Regions from separate parts of the Mus musculus genome. Here all the other regions are linked to region 3. A link is a loop called in an ENCODE intact Hi-C map of the cell type or tissue named here. Cell type or tissue: heart. All regions are shown on one strand. Region 1 overlaps Utrn (utrophin). Region 2 holds the start of B230208H11Rik (RIKEN cDNA B230208H11 gene). Region 3 overlaps Utrn (utrophin).

Region 1 (8,000 bases), 76 kb after region 3:
AAACAAAATTAAAGCAAGTTATTCAAACTCCCCCGTTTTATGTAGGAATTGGTTTTGGAATCGCTAAGAGTTTCAAAATCAGGGATCCACACAACAGAAGAAAACGGGCACCAGCATAGGAAAGGATGATTGGAAGGTTTGTCTCAAGACACATTGGCACACACAGGGACACACACAGGCACACACACACACAAATCCTCTCACCCACCCTCTACGGTGGCAGCGTAATAATAAAAGCACACATGCTCTCACAGCAGCCCAGTACGCTAAGATGTGTAGGCCCTGATATTAATATTTGTAATTTTCAGTTATTTGTTTGTGGCTTGTTTTTGCTTTGCTTTGATTTAATTGCATGCTACTAACACACAACGATTTTTATTTGATACAAAAAGGAACTTTTGTACTTTATATTTTTATACTCATAGCAAAAGGGTTACACAGAACACCCAAGGCAGTAACCCTGGTTATGGGGATGGGAGGAAAGGGGGGGAGGGGAGGACATTCTTCTGTCCCATATAATTTTGATTCTGTATAGATTTTTGTTTGAAGGAGTCTGACTCCTTAAGATTGTTCAAAGCATTATTAAGAATTAGGTTTGAAGTGAAACATCCGTTAAAATAAAATGTTCCTCCAAGATGAGAGTAATTTCACCAAAATGGCCACCCTGGCCCATAATCCCGTCACCCCCACCTACCCCCCCCCCAGTTCGATTATTCTGATTTACACAAAAAGCCTGACCTGTGTTCTTTAGCCCTAGACTAGCATTTCACCTCACACAATGGCAGAACTAGGCTATGACTCATCTTCCTCCACCAAACAATGCAAGTCCTGGTGCAGTGGGAAAAAACTACTTAGAGTTGCCAGGTCACTGAACTGTTGAGATGAAGGTCAAAGTGCTGAGACAGGAATGGGGGAGCACTAGACCCAGATCCTATCAAATTACCACACAGTACCTAACATCGATTTCCAACAAGTGCTGAACCTGCTAATGATTGAAACAGGAAGCACCTGGTGCCCTCTAAGCACGGGTCAGAGAAACGGATGGGAAAACATTAAACAGATCCAGGACCATGTCCATGAGCAGCCATTCAAGTGATACCAAGGAAAAATACACAGGAGATGAGGAGGTGAGAGCCTGTAGCTTACATGTCTTTGGGTACTTTTGGTATTTGATATGTCTGATTTGCTTTTCCTAGACACTGATCAGCAGTCCAAGTCCATTATCAATCCATTTATGTCCTACCGGTTACACAACTTATGAATCATAATGTAAATATCTGTGTTTTCCAATGGTCTTAGGTGACCCCTGTGAAAGGGTCTTATGATGCCCAGGGGTCTCAACCCACAGGTTGAGAACCATTGCTCCAGGGTCTTCTTGATGACGATTCTCTGGTCACCTTCTGCCTTTCTTCTCCCCAAATCACTGGCATTCTTGTGCCTTTGTAATTGATAGGCTACCTGGTCTTCAGAACCAACTTCTCAGTTCCCTTTAGCCAGCAGGGTTACAGAGGCACCTCAGGGCCTGCACTATGCTCTCAAGCCTGAGCTCCATCATGGGGTCAAGCATCTGGCAAGTCAGACAACAATGGCCCAGGCCTCTTACCCAGCCCCAGATTTTAGCCCATGCCCCATAGAGGCAATTTTATACTCTTAGCGCTTCCCAGGGTACAGCCTGTACCACCAGGTAGCTACATGTTAACTAAAAGGAATTAAAGAAGACCTCAACATTCAAGGGAAATCAAACTTGCAGGCTGCCAACCCAAGCACCAGAAGAAGCCACTAGAGTACAGGGGAACTTCCTGCCAATGTTTCCAAATCTCCCTCCAACCTTCTCTCCCTCTCCCTTTCTTCTCCCCCTCTCCCTCTCCCCCTTCCTCCCCTCTCTCATTCACTCTTAATCTCTGTAACACACACACACACACACACACACACACACACACACACACACACACACTTCCTGGTGTAAATCTAACTTCTAAAGCTCCCAATTTTCCTTGCTTCATCAGAACATTCCAGTGAGTGAGTCACCCATTCCTTAAGATCACTTTCTTGAGCTTCTCCCTCTCAGCTGTCAATCTCAGCATCACACACCACGCCCTGAACATCAGCACACACTGGAAGCTAAGTCTTTGCCTGATCCTACCCATGGAATCCACTTGCTCGCCCCACAGCACTTCAGACTTCTGCTTCCTCAGGTGGTGACCTGGGTATGGGGGAGATAATGCCTTCTTATCCATCTAGGGTGGAACTAACTGCCAGTTCAGTTGGCACAAAAGTCATCGTCTCCACAGGCCCAGCCACACTGCTCCATCCAGGACACTCCAGAGAGCTATGGCAAAGCTACAAAGTCACTGTCTCAGTTCAGCCACATCAGAGCCTCTGGAAAGAGCCTCAGGATACAGGTGGCTACAATAGACAGCTGGAGTCTTGGATCGTCTGCTCCATCCATCTAAAAAGGAAATGCCAATCTAGGCATGGAGTCTCAGCAGCCAATAAGAGAGTGGGAAGGGTGGCAAGCTAAGCAGGCTCTCCCAAAGTTGTTCCCTGAGCAGGGGAAACCTCAGGCGCATCATCTGGTACTTGACTGTGTGTTCCATCAAAATACCACTTTAACCACTGATTCTATTATCTTTACTTCTATCAAGATCACTGAAGAAATAACGCATTACAAAACTAGAATGAGCCCAGCTTAATTTAAAAGAAAAGATGCTGAACTCCTATAGAATTTGGGACCAGGTAAACACTGGTTTTCTATTTTTATGAAAATAACATCCCTGAAATATTTTTATTTTTTAAATGTTATCTTCACAAAGTCTCTATAGCAGCCAGAGCAAAGGAAGGAGTACTACCTAAACAGAGCAGAACTCAGCCAGGACAGTTTTTAAACTATCTGACCTTGTCATCTAGTAACTTTGTTTACTCCGGCCCATAATTTTCTTCTGGTTGGTCTCTGACTGCAACCACAGCAGCTGCTCCAGACTCTCTGCAGCAAGACAAGGTGTAGGCTGACATCTGGGGCAGGAGAAAAGAGAAGTCCACCAGACTTAAAGGGATTTCAGAAAGGTCACAGTGCCACTGTGACTACCTCTGTTCAGGGAGCGTTCGTCACAGCCCTGAAAGGTCTCATGATTATATGTTGGGACCTTAGAGCTCCTCAGTAAGAAAACAAAGACAGGGGCAATGTAGATAATTGCAGCACACGAACACCCCAGAGCTGTTGGCCAAGAAAGCTCATCTCTAAGAAAACACAAGCTGGCCCTCTTATTTCGGTAGCATGCTTATAGGATACACCTAGTGCAGTGTTCCTATGTTACTACGAACCAAAATATTGAAAGGAGGGAAGAATTGCAATGAAGAGAAGTGTTTTAAAAAAAAAAAAACTACCCTTAATTTTATTTTGTTTTTTGTTTGTTTGGTTTTTTTATGGTTTGTTGTTATCTGGTTTGGTTTCTGTTCTTTTCTAGGGAAAGTATTAACTCAAAGAACTTACAGCACATGAAAACACATCTTTAGGATTTTTTTTTCCCTCAGACAGACCACAGAGCCAGCATATCCATGAATCCATCTAAGAATACATGGATGTCTGCAACGATCAGAAAAACTAAGCCACTCTGGAAATGGACTTTAATTAGGAAAAAGGTCAGGACACCAACCCCCTGGAAGCTCTGCCTTTCCAAGGACAAACCTGTAAGAAACAGAAGCCCCCAGTTTCCCCCACTCACCCCAATGTAGTAAACAGACACCCCAACAATCCACCAACAGTGCAACGCTTCCTTGTGCTCCTTCTCAGCTCTGAACTACATCTGTACTTCCTAGAATGTTGCCTTCCTAGAAAGATCTGTCAACAGTCCACACCTCAGCATCTGACTTGGTGCCTCACACCGAAAATCCAGCTCACCAGAGGTGGAGCTGGAAGACCTAGAGGTCAAGGCCAGCCTGGGCTACATCAGTAGCCTGCCACGGAGGAAAAGTTTCTCTTTAAGAGTAAACAGTCAGGGAGCTGGAGAATGGCTGCTGTGTTTGAGAGCACTGGTTCAATTCCGGGGACTCGGACATCCTCACACAGACATACATACATACATACATACATACATACATACATACATGCATACATACATGCTGGCAAAACACCAATGCATGATTAATAAAAATGAAACAGGAGTAAGCACTCAATACTGAACCAGCTGCCTCGAATAAAGTGGCAAACCTTGGACACAAAGGCGTTCAACAGCTTCAGTCCAAAGAAGAAAAGCACCTGATGTGTGGCCGCTCTTCCGCTCCACAGAGACCTAGTCTCTGGAGGAACAGGCCACCTCTGCCTGTCACAGATAAGCCCTGCTTTCAGCCGCTTCCTGACTTACACATCAGACTTATCGAGAGAAAGTGAGGCTCTGCCAACTCGAACACCCTCTGTCCAAAGCCTCCCTTAGCAACTGCAGTCTGGCCACTGACAAACTTACCGGGGGATCTCCTGCAAGCCTGGAGAGGCACCTGCCCAGGCAGATCCAACCTCCACTTTTTCCAACGAAATGTGGTGGCTGCCAGGCTGCTCATCACCTACAGTGGCTGAGATGAGGGAAACTGTGAAGGAAATCAACACAAAAGCCGCCCGCGAACTGCACACTGGGATGTCCTGTTAGGTTGGGTTTTGTTTTTTTCTTTTTTAAAGTCCCTTTGATTTTTTCCCACGAGAGGATCTGACTAAATCTAACTCCACCTCCCCTCAGACAGGAAGTTAAACTCCGCAGTCAGTTAAGAACTCTTGAGGTACTTTTGGTTTTTAATAGTCACAGCTTAGAGCTTTTGAATGTTCCAAAGCAACTAGAGAGATGCTAACTTTTCTTGTTTGATGGTGTCTGACAGCACACACACACACACACACCCCACTATGCATACTCACAACAGTGTTTACTTTGGTGGTGGTACACGCCTTTACTCCCACACAGGAGGCAGAGGCAGGTGGATCTCTGTGAGTTCAAGGCCAGCCTGGTCTACAGTGTAAGCTCCAAGACAGCCAGGGCTACATAGAGAAACCCTGTCTCCAAAAACCACAAAGGAAAAGAGAAAGAAACTGCTACGGTGGAAAAAAACAATAACCACACAGACTCATATTTTCCAGACTTCTGTTTTAGATGGTTGTTTTGTTCTCTTGACATCATTTGCATATGTGTTCTCCACACACGTGCAAAAGAGAAGGAAAGGTGTTTGTACTGCCATGCCTGCATCCTTAGTATGGATCTAATAGCTTTCTTTCCTCCTCTGAAACAGAATCCGTACCTAGCACAAAGATTCTCACAGAATATGTAACCCTACCAGGGTCCACAGGAGTTCCAAGTAAAAGGAACCTATCTATGTAGCTCAGAAGACCATAGACTTGAGACTCTGGAAAAAACAACTAAGCACTCTGTCCTCTGATCCTCATCCTCCAACGGAATAAGATGGGGTGAGACAGTAAAGAATCAGAATGGCTCCAGTCATGTCACTTAGTCAAAACCCAGTTTACTGCTATAACCCACGTAGTAGGAAATCGTAAGTACACATGCAGAGCCCAAGTCAACAGATATCAGTGTGTTTGCAGACTCTGCAGCCACCCCACCATCAATGCTATAGCCTCCCTTCACTCCTGCAGATAGCAGTCATTCACAGGCTTCCTTGCCCAGCCCAAGGCAGCTACTCCCATCTCCCTCTGGTCTCCAGAGATTCACTGGTTCTAGATACTTCCTATAAGTGAAATCAGCAGAATTTGCTGCGTTGGGTCTGGCTTCTTTCACCTAGCATGTTTGCAAGCCTCTGCACTGAAGCGGACGTCAATATCTCATCGTGTGTGGCAGAATGATGCTTTCCTGCGTGGATAAGGCACGTCGCAGCCTTCATCCGTTCACAGGCAACTGCATTGGGCTCACCTTTGGACTATTATTAACTTTTCAGCTCTAAATATCCGCATGTAAATTACGTCGATGGACACATTTTCACTCCTCCTGGAGATAACATAAATCCCAGGAGGAGAGCCACAAAGGAATTATATAACACTATGAATGTAGTGAAGAACCACTGTGCACTTTTCCAAACTGGCTCTACCACTTAACATTCTCCCCAGCAGTTCCATGACGACACTCCATATCCACTGTCCATCGTAAACCAAAGCATCTCCGTTCCCATAGGCAGAGCTAAGTAGCCAAAGCAACAAGCAAGAATGGAAGCCTGACCCCGCATAATCCCAGAGAAAAGAGGTACCCATCTACAGCAGGAGCCAGCTTCAGAAAGGGACCAGGGAATCCTGGCATAGTTGTGTGGGTCTGCACTTGCTACAGTTTGTCTTCTTAACCAGAAGTAGACCAAATGACTGCAGGCTTTGGTAAGTTATTATTTGTAAATATTCTTCGGGAGAAAATCCTCCAAAAAAGAGCCTTTGTGACATTTATGGGGCAAGGGCATAAGCCAAGTCACCCCCTGTGAGGGTCAGGGAGACACTCAGGGTTGGTCCTAGGGCTTGAACTCTGGTTGCCTGGCCTGGAAGCCAGCATGCTTACCCACTGAGCTGTCACACACAGGTTAAAGGTAACCAAGTTCATATGCAGACAGTAACTTTAAATTACCTTTCCCTATCAAAAGTATTGATATGGGAGAATACAATGACTACTCAAAAAAAGAGTCCAGGGTGGGTATGGGGGACCTTTGGGATAGCATTGAAAATGTAAACGAGGAAAAGAGTCCAAATCAAAGGTCTGATAGTTCTTTCAAACCTTAGCATGTCTGAACAAATTCATGTAGGATGATATCAATTACCTCTTTATGTAACATTCTACTGTAGAATTTAACTTTTTTAATCCTCCCTCATAAAAACCAAACAGAACAAAATCTATATAAAGTACAGCAAAGAAAATACTGCAAGACCATGTGGTGTTTTGAACTGTGCTTGGCCCAGGGAGTGCCACTATTAGGAAGTATAGCCTTGTTGGAGTAGGTGTGGCCTTGTTGAAGGAAATGTGTCACTGTAGGGGTGGGTAATGAGACCCTCTTCCTAACGACATGGGAGCCAGTCTTCTCCTAGCAGCCTTCAGATGAAGATGTAGAACTCTCAGCTCCTCCTGCACCATGCCTGCCTAGATGCTGCCATGCTTCCCGCCTTGATGGTAATGGACTAAACCTCTGAATCTGTAAGCCAGCCCCAATTAAATGTTGTCCTTGGTCATGGTTTTTCTTCACAGCAGTAAAACCCTAAGATAGGACATAAGTTCAAAAGAAAATAGCACTTGGAGCTGGAGAGGTGGCTCAGTGGTTAGGAGGCCTAACTGCTCTTGGGGAGGAACCAAGTGCAGTTACTGGCAACCACATAGCAGCTCACAACCACGAAAACTCTACTTCCAAGGGAGCAAACACCCTTTCCTGGCCTTCACAAACACTGAATGCATACAGGCAAAATAATCATCATAGAAAATAAGAATAATTATTTTACCCAGAAAGAGAAATTATAAACAACAAAAACAGAAAGGCCCTTTTCTGTTTTCCAACGCAAGGCCTCATGTCTTACAACCTGTATTAATAATATGAATCATACATCTTTTAAATTTTTCCATGTCCCAAGGCTGCTGCACTACGCAATCCATTGTTTTAGTTATTTCTTGGCACATGGCTGATTTTGAAAGTGACCATTGAACTTTCATATGTCCAAGAGAACTTTCCACTGTGGGAAATTTTCTAAAACAATCTCACTGAGCTAAATAGAAATGACATCAAAGCTCGAAAGCAAAGAAGCCACACATCGGCCCATTTAGCCACCACCCTGGCTTCTCTGCAGGACCGATGAAAGATGGAGCAACCTTTGGGCAAAGCGCTGGGGCTACCCCTAACCCCTGAGAATGGGAAAAAATGACGTGACCATCAGTTCTCTAGGGTTATCTGAAGGAACTCCTAAAAACCTCTCATGACAGGCTCTTTCCCAAAAACTCTTCGGGCCTGTGGGAACCTGTTCCTCACAGATCTGTTCTTCTGATAGGTTA
Region 2 (8,000 bases), 180 kb after region 3:
TCCACACAGGAGACTACAAATCCCAATCAAGGGAATTGACTAGTTGATTCAGTTCCATGGAACACTGAGGGCCTTTGAGCCCATGGGCCTCTTTCACATTTGCTGGTTGTGAAGGATAGTCTGACTCCATGACAGGCTTCAAGTTGACAGCCTAGGAGACTAGGCCTAAGAACTAGGCAAGTCCAGGCAAGTGAGTTATTAAAAAAAAACAAAAACAAACAAACCTCAAGCTTCAGGCAGCTCGTCAGAAACTAGAAGGTGCCCAGCCACCTATCCTAGAACAAGGACAGTGGGGTCAGCAGGTTTTCAGACCTCCCTGGTAACAGGTTCCAGCCCCCACGCCCCGCCCTGGTAACGGAATGTCCCTAGAGATGGAGTAAGATAAGACCACCTACCCTGGACTTCCTCAGTGACAAGTTCCAGCTCCCACGCCCTGGTAATGGAATGCCCTTAGAGATGGAGTAAGAGCACATGTTTTAAATCTAGCCTGCAAGCTCATTTGGTTGTCTCTCTCTCTCTTGGTAATGGGAGACCCCAGCACCTGGACGTCTGCAGAATAAATACTCTTTATGTTTACATACTGTTTGAGTCTGGGATATCGTTCTTCAGTAAATCATGGAAACTTACACTTGTTATTTCAGGCTAAGAGATGACCCTTTTTCAGGCGGTTCTTTGTAGTGCACCAATGGGATTAAGTATGACACGTAGTCACAGTAAAAACCAGAAAGCCTGTATAGTAGTGGACTTCAATGGGAGTCACACATAAAGTCACCTCGCCGCACTCGGAAGCAGAATATTACGTAATATTTTTTACATCTTCCCAACGATATAGATTTCTTATTTTTTCATACGTAGAATAAACAAATATTAAGGTCAGGTTACATTTTAAATAGCTGAACTGGGTGGGTCAGAATTGCTAGTGTTTAAAAAATGTGGACAACAACCTTAATATAGCTATTTGTGACTAACCCAGTGGGTGTGTGATACCCAGGGGAAAAACAATAAACTCACTCACTGTGTATTTGAAAACTCAGAGTTTATTTTTCTTTTCTTTTCAAGTGAGATTTCAAAACATTACTTTAAAAAACAACAACAACAAAACCCCCAAGACATTATTTAAGGAATTACCCACAATTCTGCCTTTGAAGGTGCTGCCACTGGAAAACTAGGCATTTAAAGACTGTTAAGTGAAACAAGAAATTCAATAAACATCAGAAAAATGCAATCCATGTTTTCCTCCAAAATTCCTGTTTTTGAAATGAAATCTTTTTTTTTAAGATTTATTTATTATTATACATAAGTACACTGTAGCTGTCTTCAGACTCACCAGAAGAGGGCGTCAGATCTCGTTATGGGTGGTTGTGAGCCACCATGTGATTGCTAGAATTTGAACTTAGGACCTTAGGAAGAGTAGTCAGTGCTCTTAACTGCTGAGCCATCTCTCCAGCCTGGAAAAAAAAAAAAAAATTTGTCCTGAAATTTTATGGAAATACAAGATACACTGCATAGATTTCTCGAGCAACCTTGCCATTGTATAAAAACTGATTCATAAATCCTGCTAGCACAGGGATACTTTGATCTGTTAGCCATCTCTATAGGCCACGCCCTCGTTACACTTGCATCACAGCGGCCCCTCTGAATCAATTGTTATAAAGATCTCATAGGCGAGACCACAGAGGGCTGGAGGAGCTCAAGCGCCTGGCTGGGGTGGGGGGTAAGGGGTGGGGGGTGATGACTTCAGAGCCCCCTTGGATCTCGGGTTAAAAGGAGCTGAGCAGAACCGGGAACAGCAGGGCCGGGATCTCAGCGAAGGCTCTAAGGGGCCTGAGCATGGCAAGCACGGCACCCGTAGGTTGGCCCGCTACCCATCTTCTCCCCTCTTGTTAAAACCATTAGATTGCATTCCTGAAGCTAGCCTTCACGGTTTCATTTGTTCACTTCCTCCTCCTAAGGCCGATCACCAAGGTCCAGCTATCAAAGTACTGATGTCCATCAGTCAAAAGCCACCTTTAAGGCTGACCATGCCCAATCAAAACAAACTAATTCACCCTAACACTGATCTCCTCTCCCCTTTATAACCACATTTGCCTCTGGGCCATGGTCTGTCTCCTCTTAGAGGCAGTCTTTTGTTCCTCTGGGCAGAATAAATTCTCCCTTGCTCCTTTTCCTCCCCTCATCCTCCATCTTTTGTCTTTGTCCTTTATTCCCTGCCCTTTGTCCCTAGGGGCAAATAAATCTTTGTGCTGAGAACTTGGTTTTGTGTCCTGTGCCGAATCCAGTCCTTTCACTCAGTACTGGAGCAAGGGACAGGAATGCCTTGAGTTCAAGACCAGCATGGGCTATCTAGTGAGTCTGAGTCTATCCTGGGCTAAATAGCAAGACCCTATTTAAAGCCAACCAATCAAGCAACCAACAAACACCAAACCAAAAAAATATCTGCTTCTCCCAAAATCTCTTGTGCTATGTGTTTGCTAATCACACTCACTTCTGTGTGGCCTTATGGGATGTGTATTAATTATGGATTTTACAAGCATGCCTACTTCTGTGTGTAGTTATGTAGGAGGGAGACTGGAGAACTCAGACAAATATACTTTTTTTTTAATTGCTCTTACTATTTTTTGGTAAATATTTATTTATTTATTTATAATGTATATGAGTACACATGTGGTTGTGAGCCATCATGTGATTGCTGGGAATTTGAGTTCAGGACCTCTGCTTGCTCCGGTTGGCTCCGCAGGCTCTGGCCTAAAGATTTATTTATTATTATATCTTAAGTTCACTGTAGCTGTCTTTAGAGACATCAGAAGAAGGTATCAGATCTCATTCAGGACCTTCGGAAGAGCAGTCAGTGCTCTTAACTGCTGAGCCATCTCTCCAGCCCCTGAGGCAAATATCAACTCTTTCTGTAGCTGATGTTGCTGTAGCTATAGCTGTTGTAGTAGCTATAACTATAGCTGTAGCTGTAGCTGTAGCGCACGAGAGAGAGAGAGAGAGAGAGAGAGAGAGAGAGAGAGAGAGAGAGAGAGAGAATCTACATTCAGGTACATGCACTTGAGTGTCAGTTGTGAGCCACTAAGTGAGTGCTGGGAATTGAACCTGTGTCTTCTAGAAGAACTAGCTCTTAACCACTGAGCAATCTCTCAAGCCCCAAGAAGCAAATATCAACTCTTTCTGTAGCTGATGTTGCTGTAGCTGTAGCTGTAGCTATTGCTGTTTTACTTTCCTTGTTTGAGACAGGCATTACTGTAGCCTGGCTGGCCTGGAATCTACTATGTAACTCAGGCTCCTGAGTGCTGGGATTACAGATTTCCACTAGGCCCAGGCTATCATTTTTTTTTTTTAATTTTTATGTGCATTGGTATTTTGCATACATGTGAATATGTATGAAGGCGCCAGATCCCTTGGAACTAGAGTTGTAGACAATTGTGAGCAGCTGGGAATTGAACCTAGGTCCTCTGAAAGAACAGCTGGTGCTCTTGACCACTGAGCATCTCTCCAGCCCCTCGCTGTGTTTCTTAATACAGCAGTCATTTGTGTGTCTGTGTGTCTACCAAACCTGATTAAAATTTATTTGTGGCACATTTCTACCACATCCTCCAGATGAGGATACAATGAACAGAATCAGGGGTGAACTATGTCCAGGGGATTTGGGGGCCATTCATTTATTCAGTGTTCAGAGAGTGCACGTAACATTCTAGAGGCGCTCACTGTTAGGCTTAGGTCCCAGTTCACACTGGTGAGCACCCAGGGCGGGCCCTGGGCTGAGAGGGCTGACAGAGCAGCCAGTGCTGCCCTGGCCTGACTCACTTCCTGTGTCCCAGACCATTACTGCCCCGGGCAGTCTGCTCACACTGGCAGGCCACTTCCTATGTCTCTATGTGGACTTTAGTCTGTGTGCAATACTGACCCCTATCGCCTAGGATTCAGTTTTAACTATGTCCTTCCTTCCTTCCTTCCTTCCTCCCTCCCTCCCTTCCTTCCTCCCCTCCTTCCTTTCACTGGGGCCTCATTAACTAGCCCTTGCTTGCCTAAAATGTGTTATGTAGACCAGGTTGGTCTCACACTGTCAGAGATTCACCTGCCTTTGCCTCCCAAGTGTTTAATTAGAAGCTTATGCACTTAATTAAAGGCATTCATTTGTATCATTCGTTCAAATGGTGAAACAGCCATCACTCTGTTCTAGGTCTAGAAGCACTGTTCATGGAAATTAAGCTTAAGCCAGATTGGTTCACACGCACACCCCTAAAATAGTCCTGTGCCTAATTGTACAGATATGAATAGATGCATGTTCTCTACCTCCTTTGGTGTCATCCTTACTATTAAACTATCTCGAGATTCCATTTCATCTTAGTCAGAAAGGCTACCATTAAGAAATCACACACGCAAAAAAACCATACCAAACCAAACCAAACCAAACAAACAAACAAAACAGAATAAAACAAAACCTCAAACCAACAAAACAAAACAAAATCAATTAAAATAAATCTCCTCCTTCCAAAAGCTGTGCATAGTAGTGACCCCATGTCTTTAATGTTAACACTTGGGAGGCAGATGCAGGCAGATCTCTGTGAGTTCAAGGCCAGAATGGTCTATATAGTGAATTCCAGTCTATCCAGGACATAGAGAGAGACCCTGTCTCAAAACACACACACACACACACACACACACACACACACACACACCCCTAAAAATAGACCTACCATATAGTATACTACTCCTGGGTGTTTACCAAAGAAACCTAAGACAGCAACCGCAAAGATCTGTGTGCACAGACACATATGCAGGCATGTTTAAAGCTGCACCCCCGCTGCCAAGGAAAGAGGTCAGCCCAGGCACTGAACAGTGGCTGAGTGAATAGAGAAAACTCAGTGTACCTGCACAATCGGGTTTTTGTTCTGCCATATCTCAGAACAAACTTAGGCCATTTTCAGAAGAAAGATGAAACTGGAGATCATGTTAACGGAAACAAGACAGTTCACAAAGACATATACCACAGATTCTCTCTCCTGTGGAATCTGCTTTGGAAATGGATATCTATAAAACTTGAACGTAGATGGCAGTACATGGGAAGAGTAAAGGATTTGAGCACAAGGGTGGGTCGAGCATCACAGAGCAACAGGCTGCATACAAGCAAACCACGGGATACACAGGTTTGAAAATGTCACTATGAAATACATCATTTTGTGCTATGAATATACTAATAAACTTTTAAGAACCCGAGGCATTAAATTTTACTTCCTTTGAATCATTAGCACACGCCTGAAGTACATTGCATGCATTTGAGGTGTTTATCGACTAATTAAAACTCTACCTAAAGATAAACAGCAGCCTGGATGGAGCTGAGGAGGTGGCTCAGCAGCTAAGAGCACTTGCTGTTCTTACAGAGGACCTGGGTTTGGTTCCTGGAGCCCACGTGGCAGATTGTAAACCAACCCCAGTTCCAGGGCACCTGTAGCTTCCTCCTGACCGCACAGCAGGCACCCATGTGGTGTACTTACAGACAACCGCGCATACACACTAAAATAAATGAATAAAAGTGAAAGACCAAAAAGCTAATCAAAACCCCCAAGCCCCAACTGACCGCTGAGGACTGAGAACGCTTCTGGTGTAGGAGTCTTCCAACTGACCACGATGTCTGTTTAACATTGATGGCTCATGCAAACAAACACACACGCATACATGCATACACACATACACACATACATATACATATCCCCCTAACTTCATAGCTGTCTTCAGCATTTGAAAGGAAAATGCGTAACTGAAACAAAGATTATTGACGCCAAAGAAGGGTTTCATCATACAGTTAAAACAATGCTCATGAAAATTATTTCAGTGATGAGTTATTCTGCTTAATGGAAGATCTTTTTTAAATAAATAAATAAAGATTAAAAGATTTGGAGGAAAAGTCAACTTCCTGTCTGTAACTTAAGACAGTTATTAAAAAACAAAAAAAAAAGATAAGGTTTATTCAAACAAACTTACCTCAAGTTTACCAGTAGGTGTCACAATTTAAATATGCTGATATCATTTCCCACAGAGTTCCGAGTTTTTCGAAAAATATTTTTCTACGACTCCAGATAACTGAATGGACCTGAGGAACACGTGAAAATAAATGATCAATGGTAATAACCAACGTTTCCGAGGTTTTATGATTGTAGAGAGGGGTTTATTTAATCAGTGTCTCAACTTATTCAAAAGGCTGGGGAGTTCCTTGAGCCACGCCTACAAAATGTGTTTAAGATCTTGGACTGCTTTGATAAAAAACACTTTTGGAGAGAATAGGGTGGCACACGCCTTTAATCCCAGCACTTGGGAGGTAGAGGCAGGAGGATTTCTGAGAGTTCGAGGCCAGCCTGGCCTACAAAGTGAGTTCCAGGACAGCCAGGGCTACACGGAGAAACCCTGTCTCGAGAAACCAAAAACCAAACCAAACCAAACCAAACCAAAACAAAAAAACCCAAAGAAAATAGGAGAAGATAAAAATCGAAAATATTTCAAATTCTGGGTCTTCATGGTCAAATGGTACATTTTTGAAAGACTGCATGTGAACACGTTAAACTTTGAGGGGGGGGGAAATGAAAAGAAAGGAAAGAAAGAAAACAAAGGGAAAGGAAGAAAAAAGAAGGGGGTGGGGAGCGGACAGAGGAAAGGCAAAAGCGGACTTGTTTTTTTTTTTTTTTTTTTTTTCTTTTTTCTTCTGTGCAAAAGTACTTTTGCAAAAAGTTAGCCAATACCAGACCTCTCCGGGGAGCCTCTTCCCGCCTGGCTCAGGTCGGTTCCTGGAGACACGGTCGCTTCACTGCGGGAAATTGGGCTGCCTTGTAGCAGCGCCCTATTAAGGATTAAAGAACATTTCTTTCAACTGAAATAAGACTTCTAAATTTCCAAAAGCTCTGGACCTAAAAACAACTGACAGACCGCGGCAAGGAACAAAACAGCAACTTTACCAGGAGTGGGGTTCGAACCCACGCAGACATATGTCCATTGGATCTTAAGTCCAACGCCTTAACCACTCGGCCATCCTGGTGCAGGCGTGCTCTCTTCTCTTTGCTGTTCCTACAAAGCTCACAATACCGTCCTCATTTTCCCCAGTTACTCGAGGATGCTTCTGCGCAGGCTGCGCGGCGCTTTCCCGACCCGGCTACAGAGACTCGGAGACTGCCGCCGGGGTTTCGCGCCGCCGCCGCCGCCGCCGCTCACTGTCGCCCCGAGATCTCGGCGGCAGCGAAGGAACTGCAGGAGCAGAGAGCGGGACAGAGCTCTGGGCCGGCGGGCGCCGGCTCTCCTTGCTCACTGTAGGTGCGCGGGCGCGACAAACAAACTCCACAGCTAACTTCTGGGCTCCGGAGCGGAGGTGGGAGGGGTCCCTCGGGCGGTGTAGGCACGGGTCCGCAGGGCAACCATCAGTGTGTTTCTTCTAAATCGAATAGGTTCCCGGGGCCCGGCACCTGTGCGCGCGCGGCTTTCCTTCCTCGCCAGTGTTACCACATGCCGGAAGGAGGTTCCGGAGAAAGAGGAGGTTCCGGAGAAAGCTGTGTGGTCAGGGCAGTGTGGCCCAATCCCCCACCCCCTCCCTGGTTGTGTAGACACTGTCCCCTTTGCTCTGCTTCAAATGCAGGGTCAAGACCTCCTGGATTCCTGCCACCCCTACAGCTCCCCTAGAGGGCAAACTCTTGTTTTAACTTGTCTCCTGTTTTAGCTCCCCTTTTGTTGTTGGGACAAAACACCCACAACAAAAAGCAATTTAGGGTACAGCGGTTTATTTGCATTACTTCGGCTGTTCCTCAAAACCTTGGCTCTACCCCAGGGTTCAGGCTAGGTGTTTCTGCAGCTGCAGGCAGGGAGCTGGTGGCTGAGCCTTGCTCTGGCTGTCCCACCTTGTCCCTCTCCCCTAACCCACCCCCATGTTTGGTTTATACAGGTCTGGTGGCTTCAGTCTTTGACTGTAAACCTAGGATGCACTGTTTCACAAAGTGCCCCACTGTTTCAGACCTCCC
Region 3 (8,000 bases):
TCAACTCGACACAGCTGGAGTTATCACAGAGAAAGGAGCTTCAGTTGAGGAAATGCCTCCATGAGAACCAACTGTAAGGCATTTCCTCAATTAGTGATCAAGAACTACTTTTTCCTTCTACAAATTGATAAGAATGTAACAAAGGATCCTTTGTGAGCCAGAAAGAAGCCCTCACCAAATTGGACTCATTACCTTCTAAATTGCAAGACACATTTCTTTGTTTATATGCTATTCCCTATTAAGGATCTCTCCCTCTCCCCTCTCATTCTCTCTCTCTACCCCCCTCTCCTTCTTATCCACTATGATATTAACAACTTTTGTCCACAGTGTCACCACCACTTGTGGGTGGAACCATCTCTGGGCTTGTAGTCTTGGGTTCTATAAGAGAGCAGGCTGAACAAGCCAGGAGAAGCAAGCCAGTAAAGAACATCCCTCCATGGCCTCTGCATCAGCTCCTGCTTCCTGACCTGTTTGAGTTCCAGTCCAGACTTCCTTGGTGATAAACAGCAGTATGGAATTGTAAGCTGAATAAACCCTTTCCTCCCCAACTTGCTTCTTGGTCATGATGTCTGTGCAGGAATAGAAACCCTGACTATGACATATACCCTCTGAAGAGTCCACAGGATTACAAAGGCCACACAATCACAGAAAATATCTGCAGCTGGCAAAATCACATCCCCACCAGAGCACGAGGCAAATCATAATCAGCTACTGGGGGAGGGGGAACAACCTAAGATAAAAAAAAAACATATTCTTATAATATTTCTGTGTTTTTTAAAGAAGCCAAAGTTCCAGAATTCTCACTAGAGAAGAGGGCAGCCACATTCCACAGCCATACTGAAACGATGGGCTCCTTGTCACTGTTTTGTCCTCAGTGGACAGTGGTTGAGTTTCATACCTGCTCTTCCAATAATTCCTGCCACAGAATACTGATTTCTTGCAACCTGTTCCAACGTTCTTCAGTCCAGCGGCATACAGCTGTCCAGCGCTCACCCAGTTTCTAGGGAAGGGAGAAGCAGTCTCTGTCAGCCCAGCCAGGAGACACAATTACTACAGTTTTCCAAAACACCAATCTACAAAAAATACTTTTAAGTACATATATGAGAAAAAAACTAACTTTCATAGGGTAGACTTACTTAAATTACTCAGAGATGAGGAAAAAAAAAAAACTAGAATTCCTGTTCCTACTTCACTGTAAGGTTTGTATGGGAATGCAACATTTCACATGTATTTGAAAATTGGGTATATGTGTCTGAGGGTTGTTGTATTTTTTTTTTTCAACCACTGCTACAACCACAATCTACATGTTTACTTTCTATGCTTCAAACCTTCCAGGCTATGGTTGCCTTCACCAATTCTTCAAGTGACTGTTCTGGGGGAAGCCTGGGAGTCACTTGAATGAGTTCTGGTGCTTTTAAATGTTGTCACCATTATACACAAGGGAGCAGAATAACAATCTCATGCCTTCACTGCAAGGACTCGAATGAAACAAGGAATGCCTAGCTAAGCCTGAAACCACACAATGAGGAGGCCTAACTGGGAGATACAACCAAAAACAGGTGCCATGCTTTGTGTCCCACCCCACCCCACCCCACCCCACCATGAATTCAAACAAGAATTTAACTAAAAAAGATTTGCATAAATAGTATCAAGAAGGTGGAAATTCAGATTGAGGATGGGCTTTGTTTCTGGTTAGGGTGGGGAAATCTGATGTTTTGTTTTGTTTTGTTTGGTTTGGTTTTAGGGGGGTTCTAAATCAGGGCACAAAGGTGGCCGATCATGATAAATTCTAATGGATTAAAAAATTAAGGCAGAGACACAACACACACATACACATGTTTCTGTTCTATTAGACATAGCCAAGGGAGAACATTTGTCAGGCTGTCTGAACTGCCAGCCTCCAAAACTGTGAGCTAAGTAAACTTTGTTCTCTATCAAGTAGCCTGCCTCAGGACCTTCATTACAGTAACGAAAAGATGATTAAAGGAGTCTACTTTTTTATACCCTTCTGTACAAACAAGGATGCCCAGGAGGAACAATACATGGACCTTGACCAGAGAGTGGATCTGAAGGGCATCCTACTTCTCAAGGTCTTACCTGTAACTGATCTTCCAGAAGAGCTGTGGCACTCTCCCCACTGTTTTCATCCACAATCACCACCATGTGAGTTAAGGAATTTACCTTCACCTGTTCAGCTTCAAGGTCATTTTGCAAACTCTAGAGGAAAAAAGAAAAGATAAACTATGATATCTGCTCTTCCTCATTTACCTATTTAAAAATCCGCTTCTTCACGATAGTAATTAAGGAACCTAATGAGGCATGGTATTGCCATTCCCAACCATTACCCTAAGTACCATACTAAAGAAAGAAACCTGAACACACCCTTACATTTCATTAGGAGCCAGAGTCTGCGAGTGCAACTTCAAAACCAATTGTAAATGTGTGACAATGTGTGCCATTTTCAGTCCTAATTCTTCCCAAAAAAACAAGTCGAGGTAGAAGAAGATGAGAAGGAAGAAGGAAAGGAGGAAAAGAAGAAAATCTGTGTCTATTCTAGGAATTAAAATAAAAATATATCCATATGCAGGTATCCCAGCACTAAAGAGGCAGGGACAGGAGGATCGCAGTGAGTGCAAGGCCATCGTGGTCTACATAGAAAGTTCCAAGTCAGCTAGTGGTACACAATGAGACACTGGAAAATAAAAAAGACAAAAATGTAGACCTGACTACTCTAAAAACCCAGAGTTTAAGCAAATAGAATCAGAGGTCATTTTCTGTAGTTCCATAATGTGCAAAATGAGGAAAAGGCTGTATGACTCATAGAAGCTATTCTGATTAGCTCCCCAAGAGAGCAACCAAGAACAAGCATATGGACACCTTCACTTCCCTCTTCCACAGGAAGAGAACAGTCATTAGACATCTGTAGAGAGTAATTGGTTTAAACAGTAGCAAGAGTATGGTGAAATGCCTCTTGGGTAGTGTTTCATGTGACCCTAAAGCCTTAGTATCAGCTATCTAGATGTTTCACTGATCAACAAAATTCTACCTTTCTTCTGCTATAAAAACCGAACCACTCATCTCAGAACCAAACCACACTGTCCACCATGTGCTGGTTCCTCACTCAGCACTTCATGCTCTTCTGAAAAGAGGTAACGGGGGGCTAGAGAGATGGCTCAGCGGTTAAGAGCACTGACTGCTCTTCCGGAGGTCCTGAATTCAAATCCCAGCAACCACATGGTGGCTCAAAACCATCTGATTCCGTCTTCTGGTGTCTGAAGATAGCTAGTGTACTTACATATAATAAATAAAGTAAATCTTTTTTAAAAAGAAAAAAAAAAGAGGTAACAGTCTCCCTGACAGGATTGGGTATATATCCTAATCCTAATTAAGTATAAGTATATATCCCTGTTTCTTTCTCCACCCACACTGTGTATTCCTGCCCATATGTTCAGGTTCTCATGCACTTGTGAGTCCAAAACCACCCTTGCCTGGCTGGAGAGATGGCTCAGTGGTTAAGAGAACCAACTACTCTTCCGAAGGTCCTGAGTTCAAATCCCAGCAACCACATGGTGGCTCACAACCATCCGTAATGAGATCTGATGCTCTCTTCTGGTGCATCTGAAGACAGCTACAGTGTACTTATAATAATAAATAAATTAATCTTTATTAAAAAGATTTATAAAAAAAATAAAACAAAACAAAAAAAAACAAAAAACAAACAAATCACCCTTGCCAAATGTGACAAATGTCACACACTTTCAGAAGAAAGACATGGACATGTGTGCAAAGCTGTCTCTTTCCAAAATGTCACCTCCCAACGAACACCTTCTGAATAAAAAGCAACAGGGAAGAAGTAGCCCAACTCCACACCGAGAGAAGCCATCAGGCCCCGGGTCAGCTCAGCACTCTTCCTACACAAGGAAGTAGAAAAGGAACAAGCAGCAAATTTACTTTATGTTCTTGAAGCAGCTTCTGCAGGGAGGGCAGGTCATCACCCAGCGGGAGGCTCTCCATCTTCTGAATGCGCTCTTCTGTGAGGGCCAGCCAGCTTGAGAGCTGCTGCAGCTGTTTCTTCTGCAGCTCCATCAGAGCGTCGTGCAGCCTGGCCAGGAGGACAGAGTGTCATTCCCTCGGGCTTGTCCCCTGGCACGGGCACCCACTCTGAGCACCAGGGAAGCGGGGGCAGGAAAACACAGCCTTGTGTACCCTAACCATCCAAGTAGCAGAGAGTCCATCAGTATAGAAACTAAGGGGGAAAGCTCTGATTTGATTCATAACTGGAGTTCATTAAGGGCAGTCAGGAATATAAATAACAGCTCCCTGTATTCAAAACAGAATCATTGTTTCTACACTCAGGAATTCCTGGCGTATTAAATTGGTGGAAACGGCACCGGAACGCGAATCACAACGTGGAAAGTGAAACAGACCATGGTATAAGCCTGCTCTTTAAACTGTTACAGACCACTGAACAGTAAGTAGGCCCGTGGCACACTGTCCTGTGGTGACAGCCTCAATGAGGGGGCTGTCTAAATGAGGTTAACCTGAGGCCTTGTCTGTGGGGAGCTGCATTGATTATTAACCTAATTGATATAGGAAGGCTAGTCTGAAACCGAGCAGCACCACTCCCTGGTTGGGGCCCTGGACTGTATGAAAGTAAAGAAAGCCAGTTGGGCACTAGCATGGGCACAGTCATTCTTCTCTGCTCCTCACTGTGCAGTGACATGACTACTGAATTCAAGCTCCCACTCCTCGGGGGTCCCCAAAATGAGACCAAAACCTGGAATTGTTAGCTAAAATAAATCCTTTCCTCCCTTAAGTTGCCTTTTTGGCCAGGGTGTTTTATCACTGTAACAAATATAAAATTACAATATCACCCATGCAAAATATAACTTCCCCTCTTACTACCCTCTGCATTCCAACTGTCCTCTATGATCTTGACAGAGATGAGACTCACAGAGCGGTGTGAGGACAGTGGAAGGCTTGCCCTGTACTGATTTTAGTCACAGCCCCGCAGGCCTGTACTTGAGTGTCACTGTGCACTGTGGTCTGGGGAGTCAGGCTCTCGGTCCTTGAGCTCCACTCACCGGGACTGCCTCTCCATGCTCTCCACCCGGAGCGCCTCCCACCTTGCATTCAGCAAGGTCATCTGTTCCTGGATCTCAAACTCCTCCTCCTCTGACAGAGTCCCTTGTGTCATCAGCTGGTTGCCAGCCTGCAGGACGCTCCCCACGCTGCTCTGGTGTGCTGTCAGCTCCATCATAAAAGTCTAGCAAAGGAGATTGTGGTAGTTAGTGAGTCACTTGCTGCGAAGACATGAAACAACAAACTGGTAGTGCATAAGCCCAACAGCAACGCCCCAGAGAAAGGAACCTGTGCAAAGCAAAGACGGAGGAGGCTTTCACCAAAGGTGGAAAGCTCTGAAATGAGAGATTTGGTATTAACCATAACTCAAGAGAAAGCTAGATCAAAGAAAACAATGTTATGGATGATAATAGTAGATTTTAAAAGTTTTACAACTATTCATGGGTGTGTATCCCCATTCACCCGTGAATGTGTCCATGTACACACACCATGTTCAGCATTTCAACACACATATAGGGAATCACAGGACAGCTCATAAGAGGTGGATCTGTCATTCCACCAAGTGAGTTGCAGGGACCGACCTTGGATCATCAGTTTTGCAGCAAGCACCTTTAACAGCTAAGCTATCTCTTAAGTAAATGATGATTATGTTGTTAATGTAAAAATAGAGAAGAAGAAGAAGAAGAAGAAGAAGAAGAAGAAGAAGAAGAAGAAGAAGAAGAAGAAGAAGAAGAAGAAGAAGAAGAAGAAGGAGAAGAGGAGCTGCTTACACACACACACACACACAAGAACCCACTTAACCGTAAAGAATTTCCCATAGAGTGAAAAATCATGATTCTATCTCTAAATAGCAGGTAGCTGCCCTTGCATAAAATCGTGCAGGAACACTGGATATAACACTGGCTTAATCAGACAACAAATAAAAATACTGGCTTTTAGGGTAGCATGAGAAACCTGATTATTTGGGATACTAGTTGGCTATGTTGATTTGCAACTACAGCTCAATATTTCAAAAAGGAACAATGTTCACACTGATTTAATCCTCAGTTCTAAAAAAATACACAAAATGTCACAAGACTGCCTGAAATCTGATTCTCATGAACTGTCGATCACTCCAGTTTTCTAACAAAGCCCACGTAAATAATGCAGGCACTACATCATGATCTTTTTACAGAGCATCATTTGGTAAATACCAAGCCAATGGTGAAGTCACTCCACCTACCACCACCCCTAAAAATCAGGCCCGGCCCTGGAAAAATATGGCTCTCGGCCACAGATATTTACTTCATGGGTAGCAAACTGCTCTTTGACTTCTTCGACATCATCAGAAATGTCATCTTGCTCCTGGAACGTGTCCTCCGCGGACAGCAGCCACGTCAGCACTTCCTCTAGCGCTATCTGGTAGCTGTCCAAATCCATGTCCACTTCAGTGACGGTGCTAGGGGTCTCAGCTCGGGGACTCTGGCCTTCCTCTGCCAGCACTGCACTCTGTGGAAACAAAGCCACAGCAACCATGAACATACAGACGCTCACCACATGAGCAATGTCTGGAGAAACCAAGGTAGGGACTAGGATCTCAGGAGACAACCCCCAGTTTTCAGGAGCTGAGTGAATGAAGCCATGAATTAATCAGAGGACACTGACAGCCAAGAAATACAAAATAGAGTACACACACAAGCGCCACATTGGAAGAGGCATGGAGAGAAAAATATCCCACATGAGTCACTGGACAAAAATAAAACTCCAAATGCCAGTATTTGACTTCAAGACATAGAGAATTTTGATGGAGAACTAAGAACATGCTGGCCCTTGAACAACGGTTGCAGTTTACAGAATAGAGAGCCTGACACTCTGCTTTGACCCCTGCTTAGAATTCTTTAGGGACCCTGCATTCTGGTGCCATGTATTAAACAGTGAACAAGGGCGCACATACAACCTGTGGAACGGATGGGATTTCATGTTTCATTGTTTTGAGGCAACAGCCCTCTAGTGTGTGAGCTGTTCTGTTTGGGGGATGTGGTTTGAGGGTTAGGACTTGTAAAATAAATGTCTGCCGATCTTTCTCTAACTTACTAGTTTCTCTTTATGCACTTAATGATCTTGTAATCAAGCCTACTGGCTCTGCTGTTCCTTTGTTTCCATTCAAACAAAACTTCTTCAAGACGTGTGTAAACTATCCCACATGTACATAAATGAGGAGAATGGTAAAAGTCATGCCTACACATGTTACCACCAAAGTCTTAACAGTCTGCTTCAACAGTCTCAACATTTGCCCCCAAATGACTGAAAAGCTGACAAAGCCATTTTCCCAGACTTACTTTTTAGAGTAATCATACAATTAGCCAATCAATTAAAATGTTTCTGATAACAGCTATGCCGGAATAACAGGCACCAACTGGAAACAAGAGAAGCCAGGTCTCACGTGGTTCTTCCAGAAGCCTCCCAGTGGCTGTGCCTGGAGCCGATCCATCCTGACTTCCAAAGCTCTCCTTCCCAATCCAGTGGCCCTGCCCATCTGCAAGCAGTAACCCTCCTGAACTTCTTTCTCCCTTCTTTCGATATACCTTAACTAAGTGATATCATCTATTCCTATTTGATTTTTAAAAAATAATCTAGATTCGATAGATATTTTATTTCTAGTAAAACTCTCTTCTAACTTTCAGCAGCAATAACATCTGCAGCATCTTTAAAGATATATCAAACCAGACCCACATTTAAACACTCATTTGTTTCACCCACCCCAAAACTTGCCAACACCTACCCCAGGCTCCATGCACCTAGGCACCACAGCCAAAAACCTGGGTGATATACTTGGACACACCCCTCTTTCTTCCCTCTCCCGTGTTTAATCTGCAAACTAGTCCTACCTTCAAAGTTCAACTCAAATCCATGCAGACCTCTCCACTTCTGCACCACCC

The links. Hi-C counts contacts between places; a loop is a spot of excess contacts. Peaks named below come from ENCODE experiments on the same cell type or tissue, not always from the same donor. Only the 100,000 strongest peaks of a DNase experiment are listed, where the experiment ranks them.
Region 1: it touches region 3 in a loop (2.3-fold over the local background); 3 of 42 quality-filtered maps call a loop at or near these places.
Region 2: it touches region 3 in a loop (1.8-fold over the local background); 4 of 42 quality-filtered maps call a loop at or near these places.

The regions. Positions count from the first base shown.
Region 1 is chr10:12,808,986-12,816,985 of GRCm38, forward strand. The region is part of intron 1 of Utrn (utrophin); the gene reads right to left. Among named protein-coding and RNA genes, the nearest start is that of Utrn, 49 kb to the right of the region's middle. In heart, no CTCF peak of the experiment used is centred here; DNase peaks (open chromatin) are centred at 946 and 4,506; H3K4me3 peaks cover 345 bases; H3K27ac peaks cover 3,702 bases.
Region 2 is chr10:12,915,624-12,923,623 of GRCm38, forward strand. It overlaps B230208H11Rik (RIKEN cDNA B230208H11 gene), which reads right to left and starts at 7,504. Exons shown (of 3, transcript NR_038028.1): 1 at 6,951-7,504; 2 at 5,986-6,094; 3 at 1,023-1,448. n-TLtaa3 (a tRNA gene) reads right to left here and starts at 7,030; the gene lies at 6,948-7,030. In heart, CTCF peaks have their summits at 3,901, 6,021 (motif pointing right), 7,149, 7,659 and 1 weaker place; DNase peaks (open chromatin) are centred at 3,818, 7,048 and 7,408; H3K4me3 peaks cover 1,835 bases; H3K27ac peaks cover 2,689 bases.
Region 3 is chr10:12,733,001-12,741,000 of GRCm38, forward strand. It overlaps Utrn (utrophin), which reads right to left. Exons shown (of 74, transcript NM_011682.4): 9 at 6,367-6,570; 10 at 5,085-5,266; 11 at 3,952-4,102; 12 at 2,098-2,217; 13 at 899-1,000. Among named protein-coding and RNA genes, the nearest start is that of Utrn, 120 kb to the right of the region's middle. In heart, no CTCF peak of the experiment used is centred here; DNase peaks (open chromatin) are centred at 4,101 and 4,381; H3K27ac peaks cover 2,106 bases.